Regions from separate parts of the Homo sapiens genome. Here all the other regions are linked to region 4. A link is a contact called in ENCODE Hi-C or POLR2A ChIA-PET data. All regions are on one chromosome and are shown on one strand. The core of a region is the stretch at or near the end of the contact, and the rest is flanking DNA. Distances in the headings are between cores, read along the strand shown. Region 1 has its middle 21 kb from the start of TMEM163. Region 2 overlaps MGAT5 (alpha-1,6-mannosylglycoprotein 6-beta-N-acetylglucosaminyltransferase). Region 3 has its middle 22 kb from the start of MGAT5. Region 4 holds the start of UBXN4 (UBX domain protein 4). Region 5 holds the start of MGAT5 (alpha-1,6-mannosylglycoprotein 6-beta-N-acetylglucosaminyltransferase). Region 6 has its middle 11 kb from the start of MIR3679.

Region 1 (3,493 bases), core at 53-2,552, 1.0 Mb before region 4:
GTTCTGCGAGGGTTCTTACTCTGGGGCTCAAAGCAGCCCTGGCTGCTGCAGCAGTCCCCACGCCATCAGGACAGTTGCAAGGAGAAAAAAGGAGCCCCAATCCCTCACCACTTGCATTTTTTGGTCTAGTCTGGGAAGACAGAACATTGGCACAATTTATGAAAAGCAACTTTGTTACTCACAGTTAAGCAGCAAAAATCAACAGAAACCCAGGGTCCACCATGAGCAGTTCCCCAGGGTTCAGGAATGCTGCCAAGGGCAGATGCAGTCTAAGCATGCCTCACATTACACTCTAGCTGAGGGACTCTGAAAGCACTCCATCCTGGGTTTATATACCCTGGGTACCACTTGGACCACTGAATGCAAGCACTGCAGAACATCCTATTCTAGAAGGAATAAGAATGTAGCCTGGATTGCTCCAGACATTTCCTCCTTATTACAGGATTTTCAGTAGTTTCTGTCTAGGAATGAAAAGCAAGAAGGGGAAGAGCTGGGTCGGCCAAGGTCATCCAGGGACTTATGTTCCTGCAATGTGCTCATTTCTGAGCCAATCTCTGTAACCAGCCAGGGATGGTGCCCTGGTTCAGCCTGGGTCATGTGTCCACACTGTGGGCAAAGCTGGAGGGCAGGATTACTATCAGGAGAAGGCACAGGAAGAAAATCATGCTGGGCAAGGCAAATTCATGGTTACCTCAGCCTCCAGCTTGTCTGAGAGTGTCCCATGGCCATGGTTCATGATGGGTGATGGGCAACCAGGATGAGACAGAAGCCAGGGAAAGAATGAAGATAAAAAAGAGTGGGCCCAGAGGAGCACAGCCCATGAGATTGCACCTCTGGTCCTTGGGAGGCAGTGGTTTCAAAGAGGGGCACTGCAGATGAACACTCCCAACACGGCTAAGGAGGTCAGAGACATGCCACATCTCTAGGACAAGATGAAGTGGGGACAGCCACCTCCAGCTTCACGCTCCCGCTCAGCAAAATATGGACAATAGTTCTGGATTCATAGGGCTTGTCTGAAGTTCTATAGAAGCAGGACCTGAGACACAGATTCTTGGTGCAAGTGATCTCAGAAAGAGAATGTGAGTGGCAAGATAGAAAGAAAAAGGAAGCCAAGAAAAATGTAGATTCAGCTGCATTTTAACCTCTCAGTCTGATCCCACCTCAGCCTGATCCCACCATAGCATGAAGAACACCACAAAGTTATGCAACCTTGAGACAAGGCACCAGACTTTTGCACCCCATATCTGTCACTCATTGTCTGTGGCCACCCCTAGGGGGAAAGCAGGCATTTCTAGGCAAGGTGGCTCCCCTTAGCTGAGCATTCAGAAGAAGGAAGCAGCTGCAACCTGTGAGCAGCCAACACTCAGCTACGGGGTGGTGCCTGGCAGATTAAAGTGTATCTGGTGGGGGCCCCAACTATACCCCTTATGGGGCTATTGTGAGATAATGAAGCTCAAGTCCTATCACAAGGCTGGGAGTTATCATTGTCATCATCATTATCTTATCCCTGTTGTAGAGAAGTAATAAATAGTAAGCATCACATAACACATGCCTCTTGGCTGGCTGCTGCACAGACATACATAGGCAGTAGGAATGTACACAGTCCTTTGTTCATATCCTGTGCCACCCCTGCCATGGACTAGTTATGTGATTTGGGGTGCCAAATTTAGCCCCCTTGAGCCTCAGGGTTCTAATCCATAAAATGGGCTAGGTAACCAGAGCTGGGCTGTTGCAAGGATGACATGAGGTCATCCCCATGGTGCTCTAGGTGCGGTTCTTGGAACAGAAGAAAGCATTCAAGTGACTGTGGGTCATCAGCTTCTGTGGTCAGACAGTCTAAAGCTTCAGCTGACACACATGGAGGCCAAGAAGACACTGGCTTCACGAAAGGCAGTAATATGACTGTGTATTATGTAAAAGATGAAGCCAACTGTGTTTAAGGAAGCAAATCCATTTTCAAAAAGAGGATGTGAAAACAAAGCCTCTAAAGACGTCTGTCTGTTACTCATCAAGACTGTGCCACGGATAGGGCCTTTGCTGTACAGCACCTCCTCAAATGCTCACACAGGCCACCGCTCAGAACAAAGGGGCCTCACCCTGGGCTTCCACAGAGATTTGTCAGCCCGAGGCCACCACCTTTAATTTGGTGGATCAGCTTTTCCTGCCTGTAATCAAAGAGGATAGGATGTGTGTCGAGGTATAGATTAGTTGGGGCTGCCCTGCCCCGCACCCTAATAAAGGTGTAGCCATGAACCTTATTTAGTCTCTCCTAAGCCTCATTTCCTTCTTAGTTAACGGGGGAAAATAATATTTGCATTTAGGATTATTTTAGAGAACTAAATGAAATGGTATTTGTGAACACTTAAATCAGTACCTGGTCTTACATCAGTCCATTTGAATCAGCACCTGCTGCCAAAAAGCAACTATTATTGTGGTTATTGATGTTCATTTTTTCAACCAGTATTTACTGTCTACCATGTGACAACATTGATTTTGGTGGTGGGAAGACATTGGCAAGAAAAAAACATGAGGGTCCTGTGCATAAGAAGCTTACATTCAAGCGAGGAGAGATAGTTAACATAGAACCACGAAAACCTACAGGATGCGATAGTCACATAGAGAATTAAAATAGGACGATGAGACAGAGTGATGGAATAGATCCCTGAGTCTGGCCTCTACTTTAGAAAGGCCTCTCTAAGAGGTGAGGTTCAGGCTGAGATCCAAAAACCCAGATGAGGCCAGGCACGGTGGCTCATGCCTGTAATCCCAGCACTTTGGGAGGCCAAGGCAGACGGATCGCCTGAGGTCAGGAGTTCGAGACCAGCCTGGCCAACCATGGCCAACATGGTGAAACTAAAACACTCTTCTCTACTAAAAACACAAAAACTAGCCAGGCATGGTGGCACATGCCTGTAATCTCAGCTACTCGGGAGGCTGAGGCAGGAGAATTGCTTGAACCCAGGAGGCAGAGGCTGCAGTGAGCTGAGATCATGCCACTATACTCCAGCTTGAGCAACAGAGTGAGACTTCGTCTCAAAAAGAAAACAAAAACCCAGATGAGCAGCATCACTGGCGAAATCACCTGGGGAAAGTATGTTTCAGAGGGAGTGCAAAGGCCCTGAAGTAAAACAGTTAGGCATAGTGGGAACAGGCTCAGTATGTTTAAGGGACACACAAAAGGCCAGGGTGGCTGGAGTATGGTGGGGAAGGGGAGTGGTCAGAGGAGAGATGAGTTTGGAAGAGTGGACAGAAAAGACCATTTAGTTTCATAGACCAAGGTAAAGAGTTTAGCTCTTAATCTAAATGGGATAGAAAGCAACAGAAGGGTTTTAAGCTAAAAAGATATAATCTGAAACAGGCTTTTAAAAGGTCACCTGGAGCTGGCACAATAGCTCATGCCTGTAATCTTAGCACTTTGGGAGTTTGAGGTAGGAGGATCGCTTGAGGCCAGAAATTAGAGACCAGCCTGGGCAACACAGCAAGACTTCATCTC
Region 2 (3,600 bases), core at 149-2,648, 1.5 Mb before region 4:
CGAATAGGATTGGATCTGTGGTTCTTTGTCATGTACCTGAAATGGGGAAAAGGTAAAAAGTATACATATCTGATCATGAAAATGCTTGCCTTCTAAGGACTGAATGTCTGATATATCTTTGTTCTGCCCATAGTGTCTTGATTGTAGCCTTACCTGTTGAAGATAATTCAGTAAATATTGCTCACATGGATTGGTTTCTATTGGAGGGAACAGCATTTGGTTTCACCACCTGGAAGAGTTTCTTCTTATAGTTCTTCTTCTCAATTTACATTTGTGGTGATTTGCCTAGAAGTCGGACTTGGTATTTCGTTTCCCTAGTTCTCAGACCTTAGCAGACACCGCCTAAGAAGTGGGACTGCCTTTTTTGTTGGTCAGGACTGAACTTCCCATCAATGGTTATGGGATGTGGAGGCTTCATAGGATGTGATAGTTACAATCCTAGATGTGATAGTTACAATCCTAGATTGTGATACTTTAGAGGACAAGAACATTGTGTAGCTCTCTACGGGGTAGTGTATGTATGTGCATGTGTACACATTTATTTATACTCTCAATAAAGAGTTGTCATTCAAGGTCAGCTGAATAACTGGCCAGTGCTGACTGTTCCTTAAAAGCCAAAACCATAATGATAGCATCCAAGTGGTGTTGTGATGACTTAATAATTGCAAGGTCACTTGGGAAGCAGAACCACAAAATCAAAGGTACAGGTATAACTCAAGCGACAGTTTCCTGGTATTTAATCCAAGTTGAACTTACAGCAACCCTGCATTTTTTCCAAAGTGGGGAGCGATATGCAACACTTTCTAGTATTTGGGGTTGAAGTGCAATGTATTTGAATTTGGAAGCTGTTCTTAAAAACAGCAACCATTATTATTATTCTTACCATTTGAAAGTTGAAAATGAAAAATGTCCCTGCTGAGTTCCAGGGCTTGCATTTGGAAGTGCAATTTCCCCCTCTTTGTGCTGCTAATGGACCTTGAAATTTAGTTGTACCTGTGCTCTTTCCTTGTATGTGTACCCATGTCATCAGTTTGTGTTGAAGTAGCACCTGAAGTGTCCCAGCTCCACCCCTGGGCAGTGGCTCAGCAGATGACTTTCCCAGGGTCAGATACTGGTATGTCAGTGAGATCCCAGATGCTACTGAGAGACGGGAGAGAGATGAGATTGCAGGTGGCTTCCTATTAAGTTGAGCAAGAAGCAAATATGTTCTGTCTATCTACCTGTCACTTTCTGTTTTGTTATTTGCAATGGTAACAATAAATATGTGGACCCTTGTCAGAAGCTATTCTTTTGGTATCTTTACAGAAAAATGCTTGTCTTTGTTGGTATGGTTTTCACTTTGTGTGGTCAAGGATATTTTGTTTTTATTTAGAAGAAGAAAGACAGTTCAGAAGTGATGGTGATCTTTGAGGAAGTGAATTTATAGCAGTGATTAACAGCTGTGGGCGATTTTGCCCCCAGGGGACACATGTCAATGTCAGGACACATTTTGGTTTTCACAAATGAAGAGGTGCTATTTCCTTTTTTTTTTTTTTTTTTTTTTTTTGAGACAGTCTCGCTCTGTTGCTCAGGCCAGAATGCAGTGGCACTATCACAGCTCTTTGCAGCCTCGACCTTCCATGTCCCCACCCCCTGCCGCCTCAGCCTTCTGAGTAGCTGGGACTACAGGCAATGTGCCATCATGCCCGGCAAATTCTTTTTTCTTATTTTTTGTAGAGAATGGGGTCTTGCTATGTTGCCCAGGCTGGTTGGGCTCCTAGGCTCAAACGATCCTCCCACCTCAGCCTCCCAAAGTGCTGGGATTACAAGCATGAGCCACTGTGACTGGCCTATTTATTTCTAATAGATGAGGACAAGAGATGCTGCAAAAAGCATCCTACAATATATAAGACACTGCCCATAATAGAAGTATCCAGCCCCAAATGTCAATTGTGGCAGGTTTGTGAAATTCCGATCTATGAGATACTGTTAGAATCTGGTGCCAGCAGATATTTTCACCTATGGTTAGTGCAGAAAGACGCCTGAGACGCTGAAGTTTCCTGATTGCCAGCTGAGACCTAAAGTTCCTTTCCCTTTTCCTAGCAAGGCTGTTCACAAGCCCCCCCACCCCCGCCGCCCGCCAATCTCCACCTCATTTAGCTTTGCCACTGGTCTTGGAGGCCTCCAAGGAAAGAGATTTTAGAAACTCCCAGAAGACTATTTTAGGATCCTGCCCTTAAGGAACTCCTTTCCTGGCCCACAGTGTGCTTTTGGCAATGTACATTTTACTTCTGCTTCTATAGAAGGTAATTATTTCTTCTCGTGAAAGGACCACTAATTCCGGATAACAATGGTACAAAGTAGTCTTAGAGAATGGGTTTAAATTGCAGAATGTTTTAGAAGAAATTCTTTGTTATTTTAAGCAAAGTATATAATTATCAAGATATGAGAGAGTAAATTAAATAAGTTAAAGAAAACAAGACAGGTCCCCAAAGATCTACTTTACATCAGAAAATACCCTTGACAGCATACTTGGAGCAATATTGAAGAAAATGAGACTAGAGAGTTAATTGGGATTTGTGATGCATTTTCAATGTTAAATGAAGGAGTTTCTATTTTGTTCCCTGGGCCGTGGCAGTTGATGAGAGGTTTAAAGTAGGAGGATGAATAGGTGTGAGGTCTGTATTTCCAGAGAATAATTATGGGCCATGTGGAGTGAAATGCATATGAATGGGTGAGAGAGACTGCATTTAATCTTCAGTTAGGAGGAGAATGCCCTGGGTTAGAGATGTTCCTATGGCCCAGGGAGAAAGAATTTGAGACCCACGTTAGGGTGAAGCTGGTGTTATGGGGACACGGACAGACCGTGGGACAGGGCAAGGGAGAATTTGTCATAATTATTTCCAAGGGTGTAGCTTGAAGGATAGCTGGGTGACTCATTATTGAGGAAACAACCCAGCAGAGAGACAAGGTTCCATGAGGACTGTAGCCACAAGCCATTTGTTTCAGAATATCGGTTTAAAGGCAGTTGAAACTTTGATGCTAGTGTTGAGGGGATGAGGGACAATGAAAGGCAGCATCTGTGGAACCAGACTGGCTCGGTTCAAATACTGGCTCCACCACTTCATAGCAGTGTGACTTTGGGTAAGTTTCTTAGCCTTCCTCTGGCTGAGTTTCCCCATTTGTAAAATGGGGGAAATAATAGTAGTGTCCATTTCACAGTATTGTTAGGAGGTATATTAGTCCATTTTTACAGTGCTATAAAGATACTACCTGAGACTGGGTAATTTATAAAGAAAGGAGGTTTAACTGACTCAGAGTTCCACATGGCTGGGGAGGCATCAGGAAACTTGAATCATAGTGGAAGGGGAAGGAAGGCACGTCTTACATGGCGACAGGAGAGAGCGAGCGAGAGAGCAAGGAAGTGCCACACTTTAAAATCATCTGCTCTCCTGAGAACTCACTACCATGAGAACAGCATGAGGGAAACTGCCCCCATAATCCATTCACCTCCCACCAGCTCCCTCCCCTGACATGGGATTAAAATTTGAGATGAGATTTGGGTAGGGACACAGAGCCAAACCATGTCAGGAGGATTAGGTGAGACCAATAACGTTCTTA
Region 3 (3,282 bases), core at 642-3,141, 1.5 Mb before region 4:
GGAATGTAAAATGGTGTAGCTACTGTGGAAAACATTTTAGCAGTTCCTCAAAATGTTAAATACAGAGTTATCATATGACCCAGTAATTCTACTCGTAGGTATATACTCAAGGGGAATGAAAACACACACACACACACACACACCCATCAAGTCATACACAAACGCTCATAGCAGTTTTATTCATAATAGTATCAATTGATGAATAGATCAACAAAATGTGATGCATCTATTCAATGGAATATTGTTTGGCTGTAAACAAAATGAAGCACTGATATGTGCTACAACATTGGACCTTGTGAAAGAAAGCTGTCAAAGAACACTGCATATTATGATTCTATTTATATCAAGTGTCCAGAATAGGCATATCTATAGAGACACCAAAGTAGAATGAGTGCTTGCTTAGAGCTGGAGTGGGGAGGAGGAGGGGTTAGGAGGTGGTAGCTAAAGGGTGTGGGTTTCTTTTGGGTATGATAAAATGTTATATGAAATTCTCTACAGCCACACTACCTTGAATGTGTCCAATCTGTTCTGATATTGGAAGCTAAGCAGAGTTGAGCCTGGTTGGCACTTATATGGGAGAAAAGTTATAAAGCTGATTGTTGTAATGCTTGTACAACTCTGAGCCCAGTAAAAACCATTATATTGTATATTTTAAGTTGGTTAATTGTATGGTATGTGAATTATATTTCAGTAAACTGTTACAAAAAGGGTTTATAACCTAGACAAATAATTATCAAATAAACTGCATTCCTCTGTGGTGGGTGGTAAATGCTTCCTGTGTAGCAATGTACAAATTCCTATGTCAAGATCTTCATAGGCTGTCTTGATGTCTTCTCATGTGGAATTCTTCCTTTCACTTTGGAACACCATTTCTTAAAGAGATTATGGCAAAGTGAAATAATTAGTTGCTTGATTTATTGATGGATGATTTCCCTCATTCACCCTCTGGAGTTCTTTTAATAGAAATGTTAGAAACCCAGACCCTCTAGAACCTGTGGGGAGCAGCTTGGTTGAGTAGCTCTCTACCCACTGGAGGTATTTGGGGAAAGATCACTGGGTTTGTGGCTGGCTGTGAAAATGATCAGACCAGGGCGGGGCCAAGTGGCTGACATGGCTGAGTAGTGGCTGGTCCTTCTTGCCTGCTGTGCCGAGTTGTCTGTCCCCTGGTACTTTACACCCAGTGAGTTGAGGAAGAAGGAATTACCTCTCTAGACAAAGATCGTTCTGTCTGCAATATATGATATAGTACTATTGCTCTGTGGAAGCTTCAGGCAGCCATCCTCCCTCACAAACCAGCTCCTCCATTTTCCTGTCTTGGTGAATGACATGTCACCTTTTCCTCAGCTGCCCAAGCTGGAAGCCTAGTGGTCATTCTATACTCCTCCTCCTCCTCCTCGTCTTCCCTCATTCCTTCCAGTTAGTCATTGCCCACTGTCCTGCTGATTTGACCTCTTAAGTATTTCTAGCATTTGGTTTCTTATTATGACTGGACTGCCACTACCCTGTTCAGGCCTTTATTGGACTCATTTCTCACCCGGATTTTCATGAGCCACCCTTCAAACCCATCCTCTACACAGCAGCCAATATCAAATATGGTGGCCTCAGCACTGTTAAATGTCTTCAGTGATTTACCTGCCATTTGGTGGTGGTTCTTACTCAACAGGGGAGGAGTTTCAGATCATCTAGGAACCAGAACCCTTTTCAAAGTATTTAGGTGTATATCCTATTCTGGACCCATTAGCTGAAGAGGGGCCTTGGGAAAGGGCTTCTACATCTTGAAAAATCTCCCCAAACAGGATGATACCCAATAAGTAATGCTTAGAAAACAATTTATTTTGAAATAATTTCACAGGAAGTTGTAAAAACAGTACAAAGAGACCCACGGACCCATCCTTCCCCAGATTTCATGCTCTGTTACAATACCAAACCAGGAAGTTGATACTAACAGGTTACTGTTAATAGACCACAGACCTATGTAATGTTTTTTTAATGCCCATTTTTCTTGTTAGGTTGGAGTGTGGCACTTCCTGCTAACCTGAGATGTTAGATTATTTCTTAACTGGTGCACATTTTCATTTAAGAATGGCATGGGTCTTCTTGATTCTGTGGGTGGTGGTTGTTATGGTGTGTTATGGTGTGTCTTCTTGTATGTACATGTGTGTGAGATATTGGTGGCAATTACCAGTTTTTCCTTGCAGAGTGAATTATATCCCCAAAGAGTTTGCCAAGAATACATTTGAGTAATGTAATTCTGTCTAGTGACCTAAGGTCATAACTTTCTTAAGTTAAAAAGTTAAAACTGCCACAACAGGTTTTATGCTAGAAGAATAGTATAGACATTGATTCTTCTTGAATCCAAGATTCAGTTAGCTTAAAATGATGTCATCGTGAGTTGTTTTCCAGGTATGTGTAAATCTGACTTTGTTTTTTGTAGATTGTAAAATATAAGGGTACAGGGCTGGTTCTGTGTTTTATTTTGTTTTCTGTACTTGTTTTATTCATAAGTCTAAAATATAGTGTCTACCAGGGAATGGCTCTATGCAATGAATCACAGTGTAGTTTTGCTTTGAGAGATGGGGTATTACTATGGGTCATAATGAATTCAGTGGAATGGATTTCAGACTTTTAGGTGCTGACCCAGAAAATTCTTTGAAGTAGCAATCTTTACCAATGCTAGGAATTGGGCTAGTCTGCTTTGCTTCCTCATCAAAACTGATGGACAAGATAGAAAATGCCTTTTTATCAGTTACAGTAACATTTTGCTGACACTTGGTGCATTTTTTTTATGTGTTTCACACAGATATGCTTACATCCTTTGAGAAAAGGAACTGAAGGGAAGAAAGAAAACCACAACTGCTTTAGAATAAAACTAGGTCAGCAAAGGCAGATCTTAATGTATTTAGATCAGGCAGAAGGCTAGGTCCTTCCACCTTACTCACAGAGGCCTCTGGGGCTCATTGTAGGAGTCATGAGACTTCTCCAGTAACTCTCATCAAGGATCGGTCACTAGACTAGGCCCTTTGCAAATTTAAACCCTGCAGGTAGACATTTTACAGATAAGGAAACTGGATCTTCATTTCTGTAACTTCAAGAGGGCACAGGGCTGGCTTATGTCAGTGCAGAGATTTTAATCTGAATCTAATTCCCAAGCCTCTCTGCCACACCAGATTGCCTCTCTATTCATGCACAACACTCTAGGTTTGACTCTGGCTCTCTTGAATAATTCCGAAGCAGACTTCTAAGAGAGGATTGCAAAGGCCAACTTCTTTCACAGCTGAGAAG
Region 4 (3,384 bases), core at 671-3,170:
GTGCTGGGATTACAGGCATGAGCCATTGTGCCTGGCCAACTCTTCTGTTTAAAATTTTTCAATGGCTCCCTGTAATCCTTAGAAAAATGTCTTAAAATTTTTAACATGATTTTCAAGACTCTGTATCATCTGATCCTTGCCTAGCTTTCCAGCCTCACTTGTACCACACTCCTCTTTCTATGTTATAGCCACACTGGGCATTTTTTAGTTCTGCAAGTGCACTGTGTTTGCTTGCTTCAGAGCCTCATGTGGAATAGCCTTCTCCTTCACCTACCTAGAGTTCCCCGACACGTCATTTCCTCATGAAGGCCCTTTCTGACTCCACTAGCCCATGTTCGGTCCCATCCTCATACACTTCTGTAGCACTCTGAATTACCCTTCTGTGACATTTATCATCACTCATAATTACTTATTCAATGTCTGTCTTCCTGACTAGACTGTACAGTCACAAAGACAGGGCCTTCTTCTGACTGCCTCACCTCCTTATCAGTGCCAGGCACAATGCCTAGCTCATAAAAGATGAGTGATAAACACTTGACAAATGAATATAAAACTATGAAGGATTCTTATTTAATTCTAAAATTAGAGATAATTAAAGACATAGCTCTATTGGAATAATTTCTAGATTGATCAAATTTCCAGAAGTCCATTAAAGTTGATGTTAAAGGTCAATTCTAATTTTTCTGTAGGATTGTTGTCCTATAGAAGCAACTGTCCCTAATCAGCATTATGTCTCAGTTTATAATAACACTATATACGAGAGGCCTGATTGGGAAAAAAAGTACAAAAATCGGAGTGCAAATAATTAGCTATTTTTAGGGAAAATATCTGTAGGAAAGGTGGTATATTCAGATGTATCACTTCCTTTATCTTGCAAAGATTGTCAGATAGATGTACTGCTGGAGGATAAATTTAATTGATGTAGAATTTAACATAATAGTATATGCAACTTTAAATAAACCATGCAAGCCTTTAGCTAATAGTTATTACAGACCATGTGATTTCATGAAAGTATTAAATATGGATCAGTTTTCATTTAATGGCAGCCAATCACAAAGCGCCACATCTTGATTATAGGACATTCTCCCAGAAAATTGGAAAATAAATCACTATCTAGTCTCTTTTGTATTACCATGGAAAGTAGCTGGAAAAGAAATAATCTATTCTCTGCTTTGTGTTACTTTAAAAAGTAGCTGTGGCAATAGCCTAACGCGTTTTGAAGTTTTGAAATGATCTCTATCCAGTGTCTAGGAAATTGCTGAAGGCCTGCGTTCTACCAATTCCTCCGCTTAGGCACATGGACTACAGGTTATTAAAGAAGGTGACTTGCGGTTTTTATCCCGTTTTTCTGCAAGGTTGGGCTACGTTCAGAAGAAATCAAAGCCTCGGAGTTAATCCCGACAAAGCCCATTTAGTTCCATGCGAGGACTATTTCCTCCACACTGAGAGTCTCAACGAGGCCGAGAATAGCATATGCCAGTTGGAGTGACACTTATTTCTCCCTCTCCCCTTTATAGAATGTGTAGTGGCCCTCACTACTGCCCCCTTTAGCTGTGCCTCAGAACCCACAGTTACATGCTCCACAATATGGAGGCGAATAAGCCTAAGTGGACTACAATTCCCATCATGCCTCACTGCAGGCGCCGCCGACGTGTCTTAGCGGTTAGTCATCCCTCTTACCGCTTTCCTCCACTTCCTGGACTGCGCGACCGGAGGCCTAGCGGGCGCGCGCCCGCACCATCGACTCGCCAACGAGAGAAGGTCCTGGGGCACGGACACCGACGGGTTGCGACTGTGACGTGAGGTGTTCTCGCGCGCGCTAGCGCGCGTCTCCGGGTGCCGCTGACGGGCGTGCGCGCTTGTGCGGAGCCGGAGGTGGGGGCCGAACCAGCCAAGGTTGCGGGGGCCGCAGAGCCGGACGAAGACGGAGGGCGGAGCCGGCTTCGGGACTGCGGAGACTACACACCGAGCGAGCGCCTGGGCCCGAAGGGAGCGATGCTGTGGTTCCAGGGCGCCATTCCGGCCGCCATCGCGACGGCCAAAAGGAGCGGCGCGGTCTTCGTGGTGTTCGTGGCAGGTGAAGGAGGCAGGGGTTCGAGAGGCGGCCGGGACACCCCTCCGGCCTACCTTCATCCTCTTGTATACCTCAGCCGCCGGCCCGCCCTCCCCGAGACGCGGGCTCCTGTCGGCTCGCACAATTGCCACTACTACCCCGCGCCCCAGGGACGGCTGCGACTCCGCCGCCAGATCCCCCAGAGGGGCCATGCAGACCCTCAGCGCCCTGCTCCTTCAGGCCCCGGGCGCCCCCAGCCTTTCCTCAGTGTCTGCGAGGCCCGGGCTGCCGGCCCGTGGCTGTTCAGCGCCTCCCCGGTTCGTTTGAGATACAGTGGGCCTGGCCCCACCGCTGCGTCTCCCGGCAGCCGGGCCGGAGGCACCGTCTGGCCCTGGTCTCCAAAGCGCCCCGAGGCCCGCCGAAATCTCCCCGCTCGGGGCGACGGACGCGGCCAGCAGGCCCCAGCCGCCCAGCCCCGCTCGTCGCCCCGAGCCTCTCCCCTGCGCAGCCAGACCCCCGCGACCCTCTCCCTGACGTCCCTCTCTGTCACCAAGGACCCTCTTTGTGCTGCTTGAACGCCCGTTTCGTTACTGCTGTTTAGATGGAGGTAGGAACGGGCCATTAGGCAAGCAGTTGGGTTGTAATTAGTTGTGGACTGTCGGGAAGAAAGCTGTGTCATCGATAAGCAACAAAGAGAAACCACCTGATGTTCACGGTTACTGGTGTTAGTACGTTCCTGAAACGTAAACTTTTGAGCTGAATAGAGGTTTAATTTTTCTTTATGGCAGTCTTGGTAGGGGATCTAGTGTGAAATAATGTAAGTTTAAAAAAAATCCATTAGTTTCAAAGAAAATAGACGTTCAGTCCTTGGTTTCTTCCCTTTGTTGTCTTCTTAGGCTAAAATCTACACGACTTTGAGAACGTTTATTAACTCATATATTCTCTGTTGCTCTAGGCTATTTTGCTCCATATTCTCCTGTTTTATTACTGAAATCTTGTAGATTTACAGTGAACTCCCTGCCTCTACGGTTCTGCTCATACTCATTACATGGACCAAATCAATGTTTGTGGCTGTTGTTAATTTGAGGTGTATTTCTTCAACTATTTGTGTTTAATAACGGTTTATTCATAATTAACTCGTCTTTTAATAGCTCTATAACTTTATGCACTGCAGTGAAGAACGAATTACTGAAATGTGAATGTCATTTAGCATTAAATTTGGAATTTATAATTGTTTTGTTACGCCAAGTTTTTAGCTCAATGCTGTTTATTAGAAGAGCTTGAATAGTTTAGATTCTGTGATGCTGTCTGGGGGTTATATTATACTTTAC
Region 5 (3,313 bases), core at 573-3,072, 1.5 Mb before region 4:
GGTGGGAGGAGCAGCCGAGTGAAGAAGGGGAAGCCTCTCAGGAAGCATGTGCAGGGTTTATGGTAATGAGCAGACCAGCAGGTACGTAGTGGGAGAGGGGTGTGATGGGGCAGAGGAACTTACGTTATGATAGTACAAGACAGAGGTTGAGCCTCATTTTAATAGGCATTGTGGTGGGTGTTGAATAGTGATGGAATGTATGGGTCTGGAATCAGGCTGCCTGGTCAAGGGCTCTGAAACATGAGTGTGCATCAGAATCACCTCGAGGCTTGTTAAAGGATAGGCTGTGGACCACATCTCCTCAGTTGCTGATTCAGTGGGTGTGGGTGGGGCCTGAGAATTCACATTTCTCACTGGTGATGCTGCTGTTACTGAGTTTGGGACCACATTTGGAGAACCACTGGTCTAGAATTGAGAGGTTGGCAAACCTTCTCTGTTAAGAGGTAGATAGTAAATATTTTAGGCCTTCTGGGCTACAAAGAGTATCTGTTACATATTTTTTATTGCTTTTCATGACCCATTAAGCATATATATATCATTCTCTGCCATATACAAACAGGCTGTTGGGGGAGTGAGGATGATGTAGGGAAGGTGGGGCATGGTTTAATAACCCCTGGGCCATGCCTAGATGATCAGTCCTCTGCCACATAGCTGGCTGACCTTTGCCAAGTTAATCACCTTTTACCTTTATTTTCTCATGTTTCTAATAAAACAGAGACGATAATATTCATACTTCTTACCATATAGAACTTCTGAGGATTCAGTGAGCAAAGCCACAAAAGATGGTATGTCACAATATCTGGGATATAGCTAGAATTTATAATTTATTTTTACTCTGTTGATAGGCAATGGGAAAACAGTAAGAGGCAGACCAACAGTGATCCAGGGCTCTGAAAGCTAATTGCTTCAAGATCCTGCTACCATTTTCTTTTGGGCCGCTTGCAAAGAAGAATCCTTTGACTGAAGCATGTATGTACACTCTGAAGTACAGCCTGGGTTAGTCTCTTATAAGGGATCGGATCATTGCTCAGCCTCTCCCTTGAGTGGCACTTAGAAAATGGCGCTATTCGTAAGCTGACTGGTATTGGGCCCAGGACTCTGGCTGAAGGGGTGGGCATGCTGGTAACCATTTGCAACCTATGCTCAGGTCCTACTTGTTGGGAAGCCCTGATTGAGAAGAGTGGCCTGGTCTGTGCTGGCATTAGATAGGATCTGGCTGCATTAATATTGAAACTACTCTGCCTTTTAATGTCTCATTTTGCCTCATGGTGGGAGTGAAAGTGAGAACCACAGAAAATCTGCCTGCCAGGTGTTCCACATTTCTTGTGCTACAGCATGCAAGTGAGCAGTGAGGTGTACCTTTTCCTCATGTAGCTGGGAAAGCAATACCCCTGCTTGTACCTCTGGCATATCTTCTCTGTGCTGGTGCACCTAGAGAGGTTGCCTGGTGGCCCTGAGAGAGCCATCTCATCACTAAACACTGATGGTGAAAGCTGGCCATGCTCAAATAAGATGTAGCAATCTACCTCTTCTTTGTCTAGTTACCCCCAAGGGGGCATCCACTTTCTTGCTCACCTCACCAGTTGCATGTTCTAGTCCTTGCCAGAAGCACATAATAATGACTTTGTAAGCTTAAGTTACAGGCACACAAAAGGGCCTGATGGTGATATGACTCCACCCTCCCCGTTTTTGCTGACATTCCGCCAAATATCCTTCTGTCTCCTCCCCACCTTGCAAAACAAACTTCCTGTTTTGAATTTGGTCCAGGCTGGAACAGCCCCACTACACCTGTTAACACACGCAGACGCACACTTCCCCCTTCATAATTGCTTAGCTTCTTGTTGCCTAGCCAGATTTCCCCTCAGCTTACAGTTCCTGAATCATAAGATATTGAACCAGCAAATTTAAGAGTTGACATTTTACTTAGAGGTATTCAAGTGAAAACATGGCTTCTGGTTTATTTTGCTGTATTGTGCCATGACCACTTGGCTAATTCTTCTCCTCCTTCACAGCAGAATGGAAGTGAGGAAAGGCAACCAGCTGACACAGGAGCCAGAGTGAGACCAGCAGACTCTCACACTCAACCTACACCATGAATTTGTGTCTATCTTCTACGCGTTAAGAGCCAAGGACAGGTGAAGTTGCCAGAGAGCAATGGCTCTCTTCACTCCGTGGAAGTTGTCCTCTCAGAAGCTGGGCTTTTTCCTGGTGACTTTTGGCTTCATTTGGGGTATGATGCTTCTGCACTTTACCATCCAGCAGCGAACTCAGCCTGAAAGCAGCTCCATGCTGCGCGAGCAGATCCTGGACCTCAGCAAAAGGTACATCAAGGCACTGGCAGAAGAAAACAGGAATGTGGTGGATGGGCCATACGCTGGAGTCATGACAGCTTATGGTAAGCACTGTTTCTGGGACCTCTCCATTAAAGTGTGCCTTGGCCTTGAAATGGCCCTAGAAGCTCCCAGATATGGTCTTGTCATGGACTGAATGTCCTTTGCCACTGCCTTCATAAGCAGTGAATTGCACACAGAGAGGCATCTTTAGGAAATTAAAGCAATGCCATTTTGGGGGTTCTGAGCTGGTGTATGCAGACACACTTTCCCCTGGAGTCAGTGGGTTAGTATAGTTAGGGCTCTATTGGTTGTGTTTGCAGCTAGCTCCTTCTCCCTGAACACATTTCAGGAACCATGTGATCTCATGTGGGAGTGAGTTCAGGGAATGCTGAAAAATATTCTCATCTTTCCCTAAACAAAACTTAATTAAGGCTGGTGGGGGTGAGGTGAAGAGGATGGGGAGGAATGTTCTATGGAAGCCAGTAAACTTAGAGCCAATTGTGTTCCTCCCTCCAGCCAATAAATATGACACTGGCACTTGCATGCTGGTGAGTTTTAACCTTTGGCTTCTTGAGGTTATGTTGCTCTTCTTCTTGCCCTTGTCTCTAACTGCCCTCACTTTGAAAGGAATCTTTGTGTACTTGTTGCTTTTTCTTTAAAGAATTTTTTTCAGAATTCTTTTTGAAATCAGAAAGAGTAAAAAAATACACATATGGGATGTAACTTATTTTTCTTTTATGTTTAATATAGAAAAAGTTGGAAGCTGTAGACAAGCAAAAAAAGAAAAAAATTACACATAAGTCTACTACTCCAGGCAATAACCACAATTAACATTTCAGTGTGTATTTTTCTGATACTTTGCATACACACACAAATATATATATACATATATATACATATATACATATATATACACATATATACACATATATATATACACACACATATATATATACATACACATACACACACAAATACTT
Region 6 (3,815 bases), core at 267-2,766, 1.6 Mb before region 4:
GGACTGTCCTTGTTGTACAACCTCCACCCTCCCATGCATACAGGTAGTTTTTGGCTCTTGCTGGGCCATGGCTCCCGTGTAGGTCTCTGCATTATTCTGGAAAAACTGCAGGAATGGAAGGTAAAATTAGGTTGTCACATGAGTTTCATAACTGCACAAGGTTTCAGGGAAACCTGTGAACTTGCATGGGAAAATATTACACTTTCATTTTCCCTAACTTCTAGCCAAAATTTGGCAATTCTTTCACTTTGGAAGGTTGGACATAAGTCACAGTAGTATTAGTGCTGTTTGTGACTTTGTCACCAATAGAAATCTAATATTTTCATGTCACATTAGAGATGATTAACAGGTGTGTTGAAATACCAGTATTCATCACCACTTTGAAATTACGGTGGTTGTTGCACCTGTTGCTAGATAGTATTATTTAATGTGTTAAGATACAAGCTGCAGGTATTGCCATTTACCAATTAAAAAAAAAATTGGGGGGCCAGACGCGGTGGCTCATGCCTGTAATACCAGCACTTTGGGAGGCCGAGGTGGGCGGACCACTTGAGGCCAGGAGTTTGAGACCAGCATGGCCAACATGGCAAAATCCTGTCTCTTACCAAAAATAAAAAATTAGCTGAGCGTGGTGGCGGGTGCCTGTAATCCCAGCTACTAGGGTGGCTGAGGCAGGAGAATCACTTGAATCCCAGAGGCAAAGGTTGCAGTGAGCTGAGATTGCACCACTGCACTCCAGCCTGGGCAACAGGGTGAGACTCTGTCTCAAAATACATGAATAAATAAAATAAATAAATAAATATAAAAAATATTTTGGTAACAGTATTTCAATATCATTGATTTCCTCTGCAGTCCTGTGTATTTTATTTTATGCATTAAAAAAGTCTTTCTGAGAAGGAGTCCATAGGCTGCCCCTAGTTTGCCAAGGGGTACAGTAGAATTGTGGTGTGTTCTAGACCCTGCACACCCACTGCTCCCCTTTCCCTCCTCTTCATCAAGAGTTGACCTCCTCCTGACTTGGGCTTTCTCCAAGGCTGTCAGGTGCGTTTGTAGAGTGGGTGTGGGCTTATCTCCAACTTTTTATCTTAGACCTGGTCAAAGAATTGAGCTCTATTCTTGGCTCACTGGTTTATCATATCCAGGGAGGCAAGTTTGTCAGAACGTTCCTCTAGCAAGGCCATATCTGTCACTACAAGGTATGTGATTCATTTAAAGCCAAATGTCCTAATTATCTGAATCCTAAACAGAAGTCTGATTTCAGCTTCAGTTTCAGTTTTTCAAGTGGAGAAAACCCACAGACATTCTGCAGGAAAATGCCCTAAATACACATTAACCCCCTGTTTTCCTCTTGGTATGCTTTAAGGTTATATCATCGACAACAGCACTCTAAGAAATAGGTCTCTGCCCAAGAAATATGTTGTGCACATGGTTGCCAGGGGTGTTTTCCTGTTGGCGTATGGCTTTGGACAGAGGGGCATCCCCTAGGAATTGGGGCTTGGCTTGGAGGTAGTCAGCGCCATAGGAATGCACTTCCTCTTGGCTTCCCGCTTGCCACTCAGTGAGTCCAGCCCAGAGGGTGCTCTGCCGCTGCTGTACCTGGATTTCTGAGAGTGGAGTCAGCCCTTTTCTGTTTCTGGAAACTTCTCTTGATAGGAAATGACTCTGTCCACAGAAGAGCTTATTGTACTGCACCTCGTCAGGCTGCAGACTTGAAGTCATTGCTGTGCTGCCATGGGCATCTCTTTCCACTTGTAGCTATATTTAGAGCATGAAAATGCTGAACATTTCCTTCCTGTTTCTTTAGAAGTCAGAGCGGGGAGGGATTTCTTGTATTCAACACAAATCCCTCGGATAACCATATGAAAAGATAATGGGAATAATAATTTTTCGTTCTTTGTTTAAAAAAATATTAACGCTGAAGCTTGGACTAGAATAGTCTCTATTTTTTTTTTCTGCTTCATTTTTCTATGTTATTGGTCAGTTTTATTATTGAGGCAGTTACATTACATTATATTCTTACTGTTTAAAGATAATGTATTTGTATTTAACAAGTTTATCAATGAAGGGATAGCATCTCGCCTTTCTTTTCTTTTTTTTTTTTGCAAATGGAAATAGCAAAGTTATGTTGCTTTCTGAGTCACTGATTGATATTACAGATTTGTGTTCAAGATTGTTGGCACAATTAGGCCTGTTTTTTTTTTTTTTGTTTTGAGACAGAGTCTTGCTCTCTTGCCCAGGCTAGAGGGCAGTGGCGCTGGTCACTGGTCACTGGTCTCAAACTCGTGGGATCAAGTGATCTTCCCACCTCAGCCTCCCAAAGTCCTGGGATTATAGAGGTGAGTCTGACCTAGGCCTAATTTTTAAAGTGAGATACCTAACATAATTTTATTAAGAAGCTGTTCTTCTATCATTGCCCTTTTTTTTTTGGCTTGAGAAAGCAAGAAATTCACCAAATTTACTCGCTAAGAGTTAGTGATTCAGTCTGTAGGATCTCTGACCACTCCCCTCCCCCACTCTGAACCACATTCACTCAGACTGTTTCATATTTTAATCCTACTTTGTGGAGAGCATAAATAAAGTCCAGAAGGTCTAAAGTGTAGGAGTTAAAGTACCCATGTGTGGTCCATCTTCTGGTCAGATGGATGACAGAATTAATTGTGCAGCTGCTGGACACGGATAGATCCCATTACCATTTTATAGACCATATCACAGTAGAAAGTGGAAAATATAGGTCCTGTCTTCAACTTGACAACCAAAAGGTGAGGACCTCACACATGCAGATGAATACTTTCTCTCTGAGAACAGACCTTTTGGGCATGGTAGCTGGTGTACTGGGAATACTGGGTCCTCCTGTTACCGTGTCTTGTGCACACTGTCTAATGTCATGCTTGGGATAACCATGTATATTAGCTTCCCTTATTTTCACCGGACAAACGTGAAACTTATGAGGGAAAGTGAAGTATGTTGTCTGGGGTGACTCACATAATAAGCAAGGTGGTCATATAATTTATCATCCAAATCAGGATGCTTTTGAGAGTGAAGAGGGGTGCTATTGATGATTATGCTGGGATAACAGGCATAAAAGGGGATATATGGTCCCCCTACTGATAAGGTACAGATTGGGGGTTAAATGCAGGTCTCTGATCTTAAATTGTGCCTACTTTCCATTACATGCTGTTAGATCAGGCCACTCTGTCTGCAAATGAATTGGTAAGGCACAGATGGAAGAACCTTCTGAAGATGAGTTCTGCTCTAAGAATACAGCCGAAGAGAAATTCTCTAAGGCTAGGCGAAAGGTTTTTTTGGCCAGAGAAATGTCTACTAGAGATCTTCTTTCATGTAAAAACATGGAAAGGGTTTTGTTGGAAAGACAGTTTCTTCCTTCATAAAAATGGTTTTCCATTGTTTGTTTAAAAGAATGGGTCTGCTTTAGCATTTATAAGAAAGACGGAGTAAGAGTCACAGAATCTCATATCCAGGGCAAACATCTTCATAGCCTGTGGCTGTTAAGATCCAGAATGGTAGATGAATTCTTTAATAGTAAGGTGTGTAGATACAAATTTACTACTCTTGTTTTTAGCACTCTGGCCGTGGCTGCTATCAATGAGGCAATTTTGTGTATGGTATAATCTTACTCTGAGATGTTAAGGTAAAAATCCCAGCCCTCAAATACACTGCTTTGCCACACTGGGGCTTGTGACAAGCCTTTGTACCTCTGTGAGCTTCAGACACAGGCATGCAAACACACCCAGCGGAGGCTCAGACATGAAGACAGATGAAGCGCAGGGTTCTTATAAATGATATTACAGCCCAGC

What was found. A loop is a pair of places that touch in the nucleus more often than their neighbours do. ChIA-PET counts read pairs that join two places held with the same protein, here RNA polymerase II (POLR2A). Pooled maps may share reads with other maps.
Region 1: a map of OCI-LY7 shows a loop between it and region 4 (6-fold over the local background). The contact joins the enhancer-like site here to the promoter of UBXN4 in region 4. A Hi-C loop is called at or near these places in 1 of 168 maps with a recorded cell type or tissue (OCI-LY7), 1 of 37 single-sample maps with no recorded cell type and 2 of 50 pooled maps.
Region 2: a pooled map shows a loop between it and region 4 (4-fold over the local background). The contact joins the enhancer-like site here to the promoter of UBXN4 in region 4. A Hi-C loop is called at or near these places in 1 of 37 single-sample maps with no recorded cell type and 2 of 50 pooled maps. POLR2A ChIA-PET finds 5 or more read pairs at or near these places in 1 of 52 experiments (OCI-LY7).
Region 3: a loop to region 4 is called in a pooled map, with 6 times the contacts of the local background. The contact joins the enhancer-like site here to the promoter of UBXN4 in region 4. A Hi-C loop is called at or near these places in 5 of 50 pooled maps.
Region 5: a map of naive thymus-derived CD4-positive, alpha-beta T cell shows a loop between it and region 4 (4-fold over the local background). The contact joins the promoter of MGAT5 here to the promoter of UBXN4 in region 4. A Hi-C loop is called at or near these places in 1 of 168 maps with a recorded cell type or tissue (naive thymus-derived CD4-positive, alpha-beta T cell) and 4 of 50 pooled maps. POLR2A ChIA-PET finds 5 or more read pairs at or near these places in 1 of 52 experiments (T-cell).
Region 6: a pooled map shows a loop between it and region 4 (2.3-fold over the local background). The contact joins the enhancer-like site here to the promoter of UBXN4 in region 4. A Hi-C loop is called at or near these places in 2 of 168 maps with a recorded cell type or tissue (CD8-positive, alpha-beta T cell and naive thymus-derived CD4-positive, alpha-beta T cell) and 4 of 50 pooled maps. POLR2A ChIA-PET finds 5 or more read pairs at or near these places in 2 of 52 experiments (HEK293 and naive thymus-derived CD4-positive, alpha-beta T cell).

What each region holds. Positions count from the first base shown.
Region 1 is chr2:134,738,114-134,741,606 of GRCh38, forward strand. No RefSeq gene overlaps it. Among named protein-coding and RNA genes, the nearest start is that of TMEM163, 21 kb to the left of the region's middle. RefSeq lists an enhancer at 1,673-1,892. Within about 2 kb of position 1,303, at least 5 of the 41 ENCODE cell types and tissues checked have a DNase peak (open chromatin) inside an H3K27ac peak, as active enhancers do; they include OCI-LY7, where a contact is called at or near this core.
Region 2 is chr2:134,274,058-134,277,657 of GRCh38, forward strand. The region is part of intron 2 of MGAT5 (alpha-1,6-mannosylglycoprotein 6-beta-N-acetylglucosaminyltransferase); the gene reads left to right. Among named protein-coding and RNA genes, the nearest start is that of MGAT5, 22 kb to the left of the region's middle. Within about 2 kb of position 1,399, at least 3 of the 41 ENCODE cell types and tissues checked have a DNase peak (open chromatin) inside an H3K27ac peak, as active enhancers do; they include OCI-LY7, where a contact is called at or near this core.
Region 3 is chr2:134,230,705-134,233,986 of GRCh38, forward strand. It overlaps a transcript of MGAT5 not described here and the pseudogene RNA5SP104. Among named protein-coding and RNA genes, the nearest start is that of MGAT5, 22 kb to the right of the region's middle. Within about 2 kb of position 1,892, at least 9 of the 41 ENCODE cell types and tissues checked have a DNase peak (open chromatin) inside an H3K27ac peak, as active enhancers do.
Region 4 is chr2:135,739,935-135,743,318 of GRCh38, forward strand. UBXN4 (UBX domain protein 4) reads left to right here and starts at 1,921. Exons shown (of 13, transcript NM_014607.4): 1 at 1,921-2,077. The coding sequence starts at 1,996. It overlaps LOC107985946 (a long non-coding RNA gene), which reads right to left and starts at 2,710. Exons shown (of 1, transcript NR_163478.1): 1 at 895-2,710. RefSeq lists enhancers at 1,539-1,668, 1,999-2,058, 2,387-3,162 and a silencer at 2,459-2,508.
Region 5 is chr2:134,252,250-134,255,562 of GRCh38, forward strand. It overlaps MGAT5 (alpha-1,6-mannosylglycoprotein 6-beta-N-acetylglucosaminyltransferase), which reads left to right and starts at 1,823. Exons shown (of 16, transcript NM_002410.5): 1 at 1,823-2,395. The coding sequence starts at 2,155.
Region 6 is chr2:134,135,800-134,139,614 of GRCh38, forward strand. It overlaps a transcript of MGAT5 not described here. Among named protein-coding and RNA genes, the nearest start is that of MIR3679, 11 kb to the left of the region's middle. Within about 2 kb of position 1,517, at least 17 of the 41 ENCODE cell types and tissues checked have a DNase peak (open chromatin) inside an H3K27ac peak, as active enhancers do.